2 separate regions of the Homo sapiens genome follow, and region 2 is linked to region 1. Evidence: read pairs that join two places in POLR2A ChIA-PET (ENCODE). Cell type or tissue: Caco-2. All regions are shown on one strand. Links, peaks and the distances in the headings refer to the core of each region. The heading gives the core; the rest is flanking DNA. Region 1 holds the start of NDFIP2 (Nedd4 family interacting protein 2). Region 2 overlaps LOC105370275 (a long non-coding RNA gene).

The links. ChIA-PET counts read pairs that join two places held together with the same protein. Peaks named below come from ENCODE experiments on the same cell type or tissue, not always from the same donor. Only the 100,000 strongest peaks of a DNase experiment are listed, where the experiment ranks them.
Region 2: POLR2A ChIA-PET joins it to region 1 with 13 read pairs; 2 of 35 experiments call an interaction of 5 or more read pairs at or near these places.

What each region holds. Positions count from the first base shown.
Region 1 is chr13:79,478,946-79,483,343 of GRCh38, reverse strand. It overlaps NDFIP2 (Nedd4 family interacting protein 2), which reads right to left and starts at 2,189. Exons shown (of 8, transcript NM_019080.3): 1 at 1,820-2,189. The coding sequence starts at 2,140. It overlaps NDFIP2-AS1 (NDFIP2 antisense RNA 1), which reads left to right and starts at 2,113. Exons shown (of 3, transcript NR_046685.1): 1 at 2,113-2,192; 2 at 3,414-3,508. In Caco-2, for the core only: no CTCF peak of the experiment used is centred there; DNase peaks (open chromatin) are centred at 1,423 and 2,193; H3K4me3 peaks cover 2,674 bases.
Region 2 is chr13:80,160,769-80,165,166 of GRCh38, reverse strand. The region is part of intron 2 of LOC105370275 (a long non-coding RNA gene); the gene reads left to right. Among named protein-coding and RNA genes, the nearest start is that of LINC01080, 150 kb to the right of the region's middle. In Caco-2, for the core only: no CTCF peak of the experiment used is centred there; no DNase peak of the experiment used is centred there.

The DNA of each region.
Region 1 (4,398 bases), core at 245-4,244:
TATACTAGATAGGTTAAATGACTACGTAAATTGTGTAACTCTAACACTAACATTGCCTTACAATGTTAGTTGTAAGTTGCCTTACAAGGAGAACAGATCGATGTCCTACCTAAAGTACTACCTTTAGAGGGACTGGTAGGCTTTATCTTTAGAAGAACTGATTTTTGCCCTCTGTTCTCAAGGAACATTCAAAGTCTATGTAGGACACATCGTCAGTTTGAAAAAAACGAGGGGAGGGGGCAGCAATAAAATATGCCCATTTATTTTGAAAGGAGTTGTTGGGAAAACAAATATCTTAAAACTGAGAGCTACATAAATTAACAGTGTTTTGGGTAGTGACGTCTGTAGGAAAAATGAAACAAGTTTCACTGCTGATATTATTCAATATTTATATCATTTTATTTTTGCTAACATTTACAAACCTAGAAATGCCTTTCAAACCATCAAAAGGGTGTACACTGACAACTTGAAAAACGCTTTCCATACTGGGAGAAACAGTATTTCCCAAGTTGTTGAGAAAAGCTGATAAATTTTCAAAGAATTCGGAATATGGACCTTTTGTAGGTTTTAAGGAATGCAAACCAATTGAAAATGGAAGCCTCATGAGCTTTTATCTTAGAAAAATGCAAAATTACATACTTTAGGATCTCATCTTACAGTTCCTTCATATTTGCCAAAATGTACTTATTAATAGAAAGTCTTGGCTTATAACCTGTCTTACATGTGCAAATAGATTTGAAAGTTGAAACCTGGGACTAACATACCTAAATTTGTAAAATTTTATAAACCATAAACTGCATCACCAGTGCTATGTATTGTTTTTCTCCTCTCCCTCAGTAAATGGGCTGAAAGTTTGTAGAATGACATGCTACCTAGCTGCAACAGCACAACAGCAGAGTCAACTATTGCTCAGTCCATCTTTAACTAAGGTTTACAACAGGAATCTCCAACGTCACCACCAGAATACACAAAGAAAAATATATTTAAAAATTGACACTGAAAATATAGAGGAACACATTTCACTTTTTTCAACATAGTTACCAAAGTTTACACAGTTAAGCTGGAAAACCTTGTATTTAACGAAAAATAATTTTTCAAACAAGATTAGAATTTGTTCTACTAAAACTACCTCTGTTTCCCCTCTAACCAAAAAAAAAAAAAAAAAAAAAAAAAAGAAAGAAAGAAAGAAAGAAAAAGTGGGGATTACCAAAAAATACAGTCATTTTTAATACTAACATAATGGAAAAGGACAAAATGACAAGGTTAACGAGCAGAGAGACAAGATCAGCATTATGGCTAGTCTTTCTCTACAGTTCCACAATTCCTAACCCACATTTTTGCCAAATCCACATCCCACCCCACGCAGTACTTACACCTCCACCCACCTACTCACCCACCCCATTTATGACGGCGATCACCTTCCGGGCAGGTATGTGAAGTCAGCCCCATTTCCAGTAGACAATCGACTAGAATGTCTCAGGAGTGACTGAGTCAGAGAATAAGAAAATGATAAAGTGAGAAATTAAAACGGATACAAGTTGTAAGGTGTGTGGAGGGAGGGCGTCTCACAGCGGGGCTAAGGGTGCGGGTGAGGAGCTAAGCAGACTTGGGGCGAGAGAGAAGGGTTTCGAAGGAGTCCTAGGCAGGAGTGCGCAGGTGAGGCGAGTGAAGCAGCTCCAGCCAGAAGATCCAAAAAAACAAAACAAAACACAACAAAAAAAAGCCACAGCTTTTCCTCCGGGAATAACCTGAGGAAAGGGACTCTCGGGACGCCGCGGCGGGAGGCAGTCCCGGGAGGCACAGGAGGCCGGGAACTCACCACCTGGTAGCGCCCAGTCCCCGGCTGGTGGTGATCCATCCTGCCCGGCTCGGGATCCGGCTTCCGAGAGAGGGAGTCTTCTCCGTGCTCAGCTCCCACGGCCACCCCCGTCGACGACGTCGTCGCCGCAGGGCCCCTTCCGCCTCCGTTCCTGCAGCCGCGGTCTCCCGGCGGAAGCTCTTCACTTCCTGTGGCTCCCGCAGCGGCCGCCGAGACCTCCGCGTTGGTCGCGGTTCCGCGGAGAAGCTCCGGGGCGCCGCGCGCGCTATTGAGCATGCTCGGACCGCTCGCGCAGACTCGCTGGCTCCGCCGGCGTGCCATCCGCGCCGCCAGTGGGAGGGTATAGCTGGGTGGGAGGAGATGGAAAAGTAAGGCAAGTCCGGGGGAGCTGTCTAGGTTGTCAACCTGTCGAGTGGGCGGTCGCAAAAGGCGCGCGGGGGGCGGGAATGACCCGTCCTTGATTGGTCTTTTCTGTGTGCGCGAGTTTCGCGCAGGCACGAGCCAGTGCGCCTTCTCACCACACAGAGACAGAGGCTGACAAGGGATGGGGCCGCGTTCCTAGAACACCTGAGGACAGGTCGCCCGGGTACCCGACACTTCCTCACCCAGCGTAGGACATGGGGAGGAGATTCATCTCTAGAACATTCCCAAAACGCTTATTCAAAATCATTCGTAAGATAAGCGATTTTTTAAAGACTAATATAGAGTAGTTAGAGTTTACAGAAAAATTGAGAAGTTACAGAGATATCCCATATACACTTGGCTCCTACGCATGCATAACCCCCCACCATTATCAACATCCCCCCTCAGAGTGGTACATGTGTTACGACTGATGAACCTGCATTGACACCTCATCATCACTCAAAGTCCATAGTTACCTCAGGGTTCACTCAGGTTGTTGTATACTCCTCGAGTTAGAACAAATGTGTAATGGCAGGTATCCATCATTATAGTATCCTACAGAGTATTTCCACTGCCCTGAAATTCTTCTGTGGGGTAATTTTTGTTTTTGTTTGTTGTTTTTTTAGAGATGGGGTCTCACTATATTGCCCAGACTGGAGTGCAGTGGCTGTTAGCAGGCGCAGTCATGGCTCACTGTAGCCTCGAACTCCTCGGCCCAAGCTATCCACCTGCCTCAGCCTCTGGAGTAGCTGAGACTACAGGCACTAGCTCTTTGGTTACTTTTTAAACTCTTTTTTCCACTTTTTGGTAATAAGAGATTTAAAAATCCAACGGACTCTCCAGACAACTCTCAAAGAAAGAGGTCTCTAGAGTTCTAGGTTACTGGAAGGACGTTAGAAGAAAGTAATGAAATCAGATAGGATTATTTTGTGGTAATACTCAATAATTCCAATTGATTTAACAGCAAGGAATCACTTGGGAGCACTGTTAGTAGTATCTCACTGTCTGGTTAACCACACATGACACGGCATAAAGCATATTTCTCTAGCAAGTAGAAGAGTATGACAGAGCAGCGAAAAGTACCTTTTAACCTGAAGACCAACGTTCTATACCCTAAAAACTATGATGCTGCTTGATGTGGCCCAGCTATGTTTTTAACATAACACCACATTTTCCCTAAATGATCTTACAGTGGAGCGCCCTGAAGGGAAGGAAAGGGATCTGGAGCCCCATTTATTTCCTTCATGAATGTCCAGAGGAGATCCTTGAAATGAAGACTGCCACTGGGTGAGCCTAATCAACTGGTTAAAATAGCAAGATAGAATAAAAACAGAAACTCTTTGAGAGATTGACAACTAAAAAATGTAAGCCTTCCTCATAGTTCTTTTTAAAGCATTCATCAACTCTTCCTATTTGTGCCGTTTTGACATGTCTAATAGCATAAAGCATTACTGTGCTAACAATAAGAGGCAGTGATATCTCATACTTAAATATTGTTAAACTTGCCTTGTTTTGATCTTAATGTATTTTAGTTTCTAAGCCAATAAACATATGCCATTTTATTGGTATTACTGGTACAAACGCTCACTCTCACAATTTCACTCCAAATGGTATTGCCTCTCGATGACCAAAACAACAGCCAGTATCAGCAAACTGAAATTAGATCCTTATATCACTTACGATCTATAAGATTTATTTAGAACTTAATTTTATATGCATATGTGTTTTCATTAATCATTCATGTGTTCATCTGTTTCTCAAATAGATGGCTGCTCAGGGCAGAGACCATTTCTTACACCCAATGCAGCACTGAGAACATAAAAGTAAAAATCAAAGATCTGACCAAAAGCAGACATCTTGAATCCTGATAGAGTAACAGATTCTTTCTATTTTACCCTCCTCCCAGATTCTCTGAACATTTTGCTAATCTAGTGGAGTAACAAATTCAGCAGGAAAGCGTATTTGTAATGAGGAAGAGAAAGAGGGGAAGGAGAAGTAGAACAACAGCTTACTAGTATAGAGCCCTTTCTAAGCCAGTACTATACATCTATTATTTTAGCCTCACCAGAACTTCATGATATAGGCACAGTTGCACTCCTTGGTTAACAGATGAGGGGGGAAAATAAGGCACAAGGAGTTTCATGAACTTGGCTAATGCCAAATCACTAGTAGGTGAT
Region 2 (4,398 bases), core at 168-4,167, 680 kb before region 1:
TGATCTATTTTTGACTTTCTAATTGTTTTAAAGTGTCTGATGGGCCAAGCCATATAACAATGACATATAATTTTTTAAGAACATTACAAACTTAAAAATCATATTATTAAAGACTCACATTGTCATTTGATTTATGTTGCAAGTTAGAAGATTTCATTAACATAAAGTAACCAGTTTAATGCTAATAATCTGTCCAGAAATAACTCTTCTTCCATAGATTTTAGCCTGAAGGATTTTGAACATCTACACACACTTCAAGGATTCTACTGATGTCATCAGTTTCTTGATTAATATTGTCTCACTATGTGGGCTTGCTAGGTTTTTCTACAGAGGCTATATTTCGAAATTCCTTTAATTTTGGTTATTGGTAGTTTCTTGCTTGAACTGGGATTCATATTTCTCCCCGCTGAGAATAAAATTTGTTCTCAGAATAAAGCATATTTGACTCTTTCTAGCTGCCAAAATGTGAAGTCTTGTGGTTAGGTATTTTGGAAAACCGGCAGGTTTTGTTTACATACTGTGGTCTTTCTCCAAATTTATCCCACATCCCACACCCCACAAGTCTAGGACCCCTTCCAGCGTAATTGCTGTGGGACAAGTGCAAGGCAAAGGCTTCCGCAGTCACCAAATCCTTTCCATCTTTGAATCAGACACAGCAAGTACCAGAAGAGCTTCCCCTGCTTAAAAAAAAAAAAAAAGAAAAGAAAAGAAAAGGAAAGAAAATGCTGACCTATAGAAATACCTGAATCTAATTTGCTGTACAAATGGAAACCTTTTCTTTTTAGATTGGATGCAGAAAATGTATTTTCAATGTTTATAATTTAACAATTGCTCAAAGCCTTTCATATGAAAGCAATTTACTCATGTTGGGCCCAATTATCCTAACATGCTTAAAAATTAACCAGTATTTTTCATCTTTAACCTTCGTGCGTTAGTCTCCTTGGATAGGGCCTTTTTACCGACAGTGAATCTGAAATCTAATCACAGAGGTGCTTTATGGATTAAAGTGCTAGAAAATCCTTCTTGTCAGGGAAAGAATATCTTGGAAAGTGACACTGTTTCTGTATATTCTTCTTACAAGGATTAAAACTTTGGGGTTTGAACTAGATTCACCGATTCCATGTAATATTCAACCGGAAGAGATGTTGAATCATGAACCCACACTTATTTTCTGTTACCTTCATTTTGAAAGAAAGCAATGTGGCCCATCTACTGCACATATGTTAGCTAAATCTGGCACCAACAAGCAGTCTAGGGCCATCCACTCTGGCCATTTGTATGGCTTATTCAGTCAATTCACTCGAGAAATATTTATTGAGTGCTTACTCTGTGTCAGGCTCTATGCTAGATGTTGGGGAGAAAGTGATGAAAAAGCAAGATATGTTTCTGTCGAGGAGTTTATAATTCTGAGGGAGATAACATGGGCACAAAGAGTATTATAATTAACAAATGGCTAATACAATATGGCTATAAATACTATGTTGCAAAAAAGAATTCAGTCTTAGGAGGAGCTTGTGGCTGAGATAAAAGGCAGGAAGGAAGGCCTGCAAAAGAAGTGAGAGCTAAGGTGAAGCATGAATGGGTGATGAAGAGGAGATAGGTCAGATGAAGAGGAGTAGGTAGCACGTTTGGGGGAGGAAGTAGTAGCATGTTGGGAAGCCAATAAGTCACGTGTTTGAGGAACCAAACAGGTTTCATTTTGCCAGAAGGGTAAAGTGTAAGGTTGCATGTGATAAAAGATGTTGCTGAGGCTGGGCACGACGGCTCACACCTGTAATCCCAGCACTTTGGGAGGCCGAGGTGGGTGGATCACAAGGTCAGGAGTTTGAGATCAGCCTGGCCAACATGGTGAAACCCCATCTCTACTAAAAATACAAAAATTAGCCATGCGTGGTGGTGGACACCTATAGTCTCAGCTACTCGGGAGGCTGAGGCAGAAGAATCGCTTGGACCCAGAAGGCAGAGGTTGCAGTGAACCGAGATGGCACCACTGCACTCCAGCCTGGGTGACAGAGTGAGACTCTGTCTAAAAAAAAAAAAAAAGAAAAGATGTTGCTGAGAGATCAGCAGAGTCCTATTCACTAGGACCCTGCAAACTCTAAGAGAAAGCTTGGAGATTTTCCTGAAGGGAACTGAGAACCTTGAGAAGATTTTACACAGAGGACCAGCAGGAATTGATTGCATTTTTGGAATGATTATTTTGGCTGTACTGTGGGGACTAAATTGTATGTGGATTGAAGCTGGACCTTGACTGTCATAGAGAAGGACATTGGTTGGTCTGAATGATGGTGATGACCATGGAGATAAAGATAATTTGAACTACTCAAGTGAAAATCACTTGGGTGAATTTGTTGCAGTGACTGACTAGACATGGGAGAGATAGGAGTCAAAGATAAAGCTCAGGTTTAGCTTAGTGATTTTCCTACTGCTGCTGATTTAACACCACTGGCCCAACTTTCATGAATTCTCCCAGGTAATTAGTTTCATGAAACATTGTTGAGTGGGATTTTCTTCATCTCCAGCATTCTTGGGAGTATTCAAAATATCCAACACTTAGATACTATTATATTATGTTAAGCAGTAAATTATCAGAATGACAAAATAAAACACATAAACTATATAAAACAGGAACTAAGAAAATGGCATAAGTGGCCGGGCACTGTGGCTCACCCCTGTAATCCCAGCACTTTGGGAGGCCGAGGTGGGTGAATCATGAGGTCAGGAGTTCAAGACCAGCCTGGCCAACATGGTGAAACCCTGTCTCTACTAAAAATACAAAAATTAGCCGGGCATGGTGGCAGGCGCCTGTAATCCCAGCTACTTGGGAGGCTGAGGCAAGAGAATCGCTTGAACCCGGGAGGCAGCAGAGGTTGCAGCGAGGCAAGATCACATCGCTGCCCTCCAGGCTGGGCAACAGAGTGAGATTCTGTCTCAAAAAAGAAAAGGAAAGAAAGAAAGAAAGAGAGAGAGAGAGAGAAAGAAATAAAGAAAATGGCATAAGCACTGAAAAATTCTGTGACTAATCCTGTGAATACACTTACCTCATTTGCAAATATAGGCTTTCAAGCTAGAAAGCGACAGAGTAGAAGTCTGTGATCAGAATCCATGTTGGTTGCATCACCTCAGGGAGTTCAAATCGTGTAGGACCCTGTGGCACCATCCCTGCCCTGCCTTCCCTGGAAGGGGTAGCACTTCCAGGCCCACTCATAGCCATCTCTGCTCCAATCGGAGCAGCCCAGCTTTTGCTGTTTTATACAATGGGTTTCTATAGAATATTACACTTGACAAAAATAACAAAAAGAAAAAACTCACATGAAAACATTTAAAAATCACCATCCTTTACAACTATCTTCTGAAACTCTGAGAGTTATTAGCCATGGTCAAGCTGTTGCATTTCTCAAGACCCAGTTTCTCTATTGACAAAATAAGATTACAATTTTTCTTTCCTATGTCACAGGATTGTTTAGATGAGCAAATGAGTTTATTTGTGTTAAAGTACATTAAAAAATCAACGTTATTGAGGTATAAGTTGATATAGTTTGGATATTTGTCCCCGCCCAAATCTCATGTTGAATTGTAATCCCCAATGCTGGGTGGAAGTGGGGCCTGCTGGGAGGCATTTGGATCATCTGGGCAGATCCCTCATGGCTTGCTTCTGTCTTCGTGAGAGTGAGTTCTCATGAATTCTGGTCATTTAAAAGTGTGTGGCACTTCCCCCCACCATTCTCTTTCTCTCTCTCTTGCTTTCTCTGAGTTATGTGCCTGCTTCCCCTTTTGCCTTCCACCATGATTGAAAGCCTGCTAGAAGCCAAGCAGATGCCAGCAACCATGCTTCTTGTAAAGCCTGCAGAACTGTGAGCCAATTGCACCTCTTTTCTTTATAAATTACTGTCCCAGGTATTTCTTTATAGCAATGAAAGAATGGCCTAATACAAAGTTATGCCCAGTAAACTGAATCCATTTACAGAACACAATTTGATGAGTTCTGACAAGGTCTGCACCTGTGAAACCATTACCATAATTAAGTTATAGGATATTTTCTTCACTCCAAAAGATTCCTTGTACTCCGTTGCAGTTCATCCTTCCTTCTGCTCCTCTTCCCTTTACCCCCTTGAAATCACCAATCTTCTTTCTATCTGTATAGATTAGTTTACATTTTCTAGAATTTTATATAAATGAAATCATACCATATGTACTATTTGTGTCTGGCTCCTTTTATGCAGCATGATGATTTTTGAAATTTCTTTATTTGTTGTAACAGCGATACTTTTTAAATTGCTGAGTAGTATTCTATTATATGGATGTATATTTCACCCATTCACCTGTTGATGGACATTTGGATCATTTTCTACTTTTGGCTATTGTGAATATAGCTGCTGTGAATATTCATGTACATGT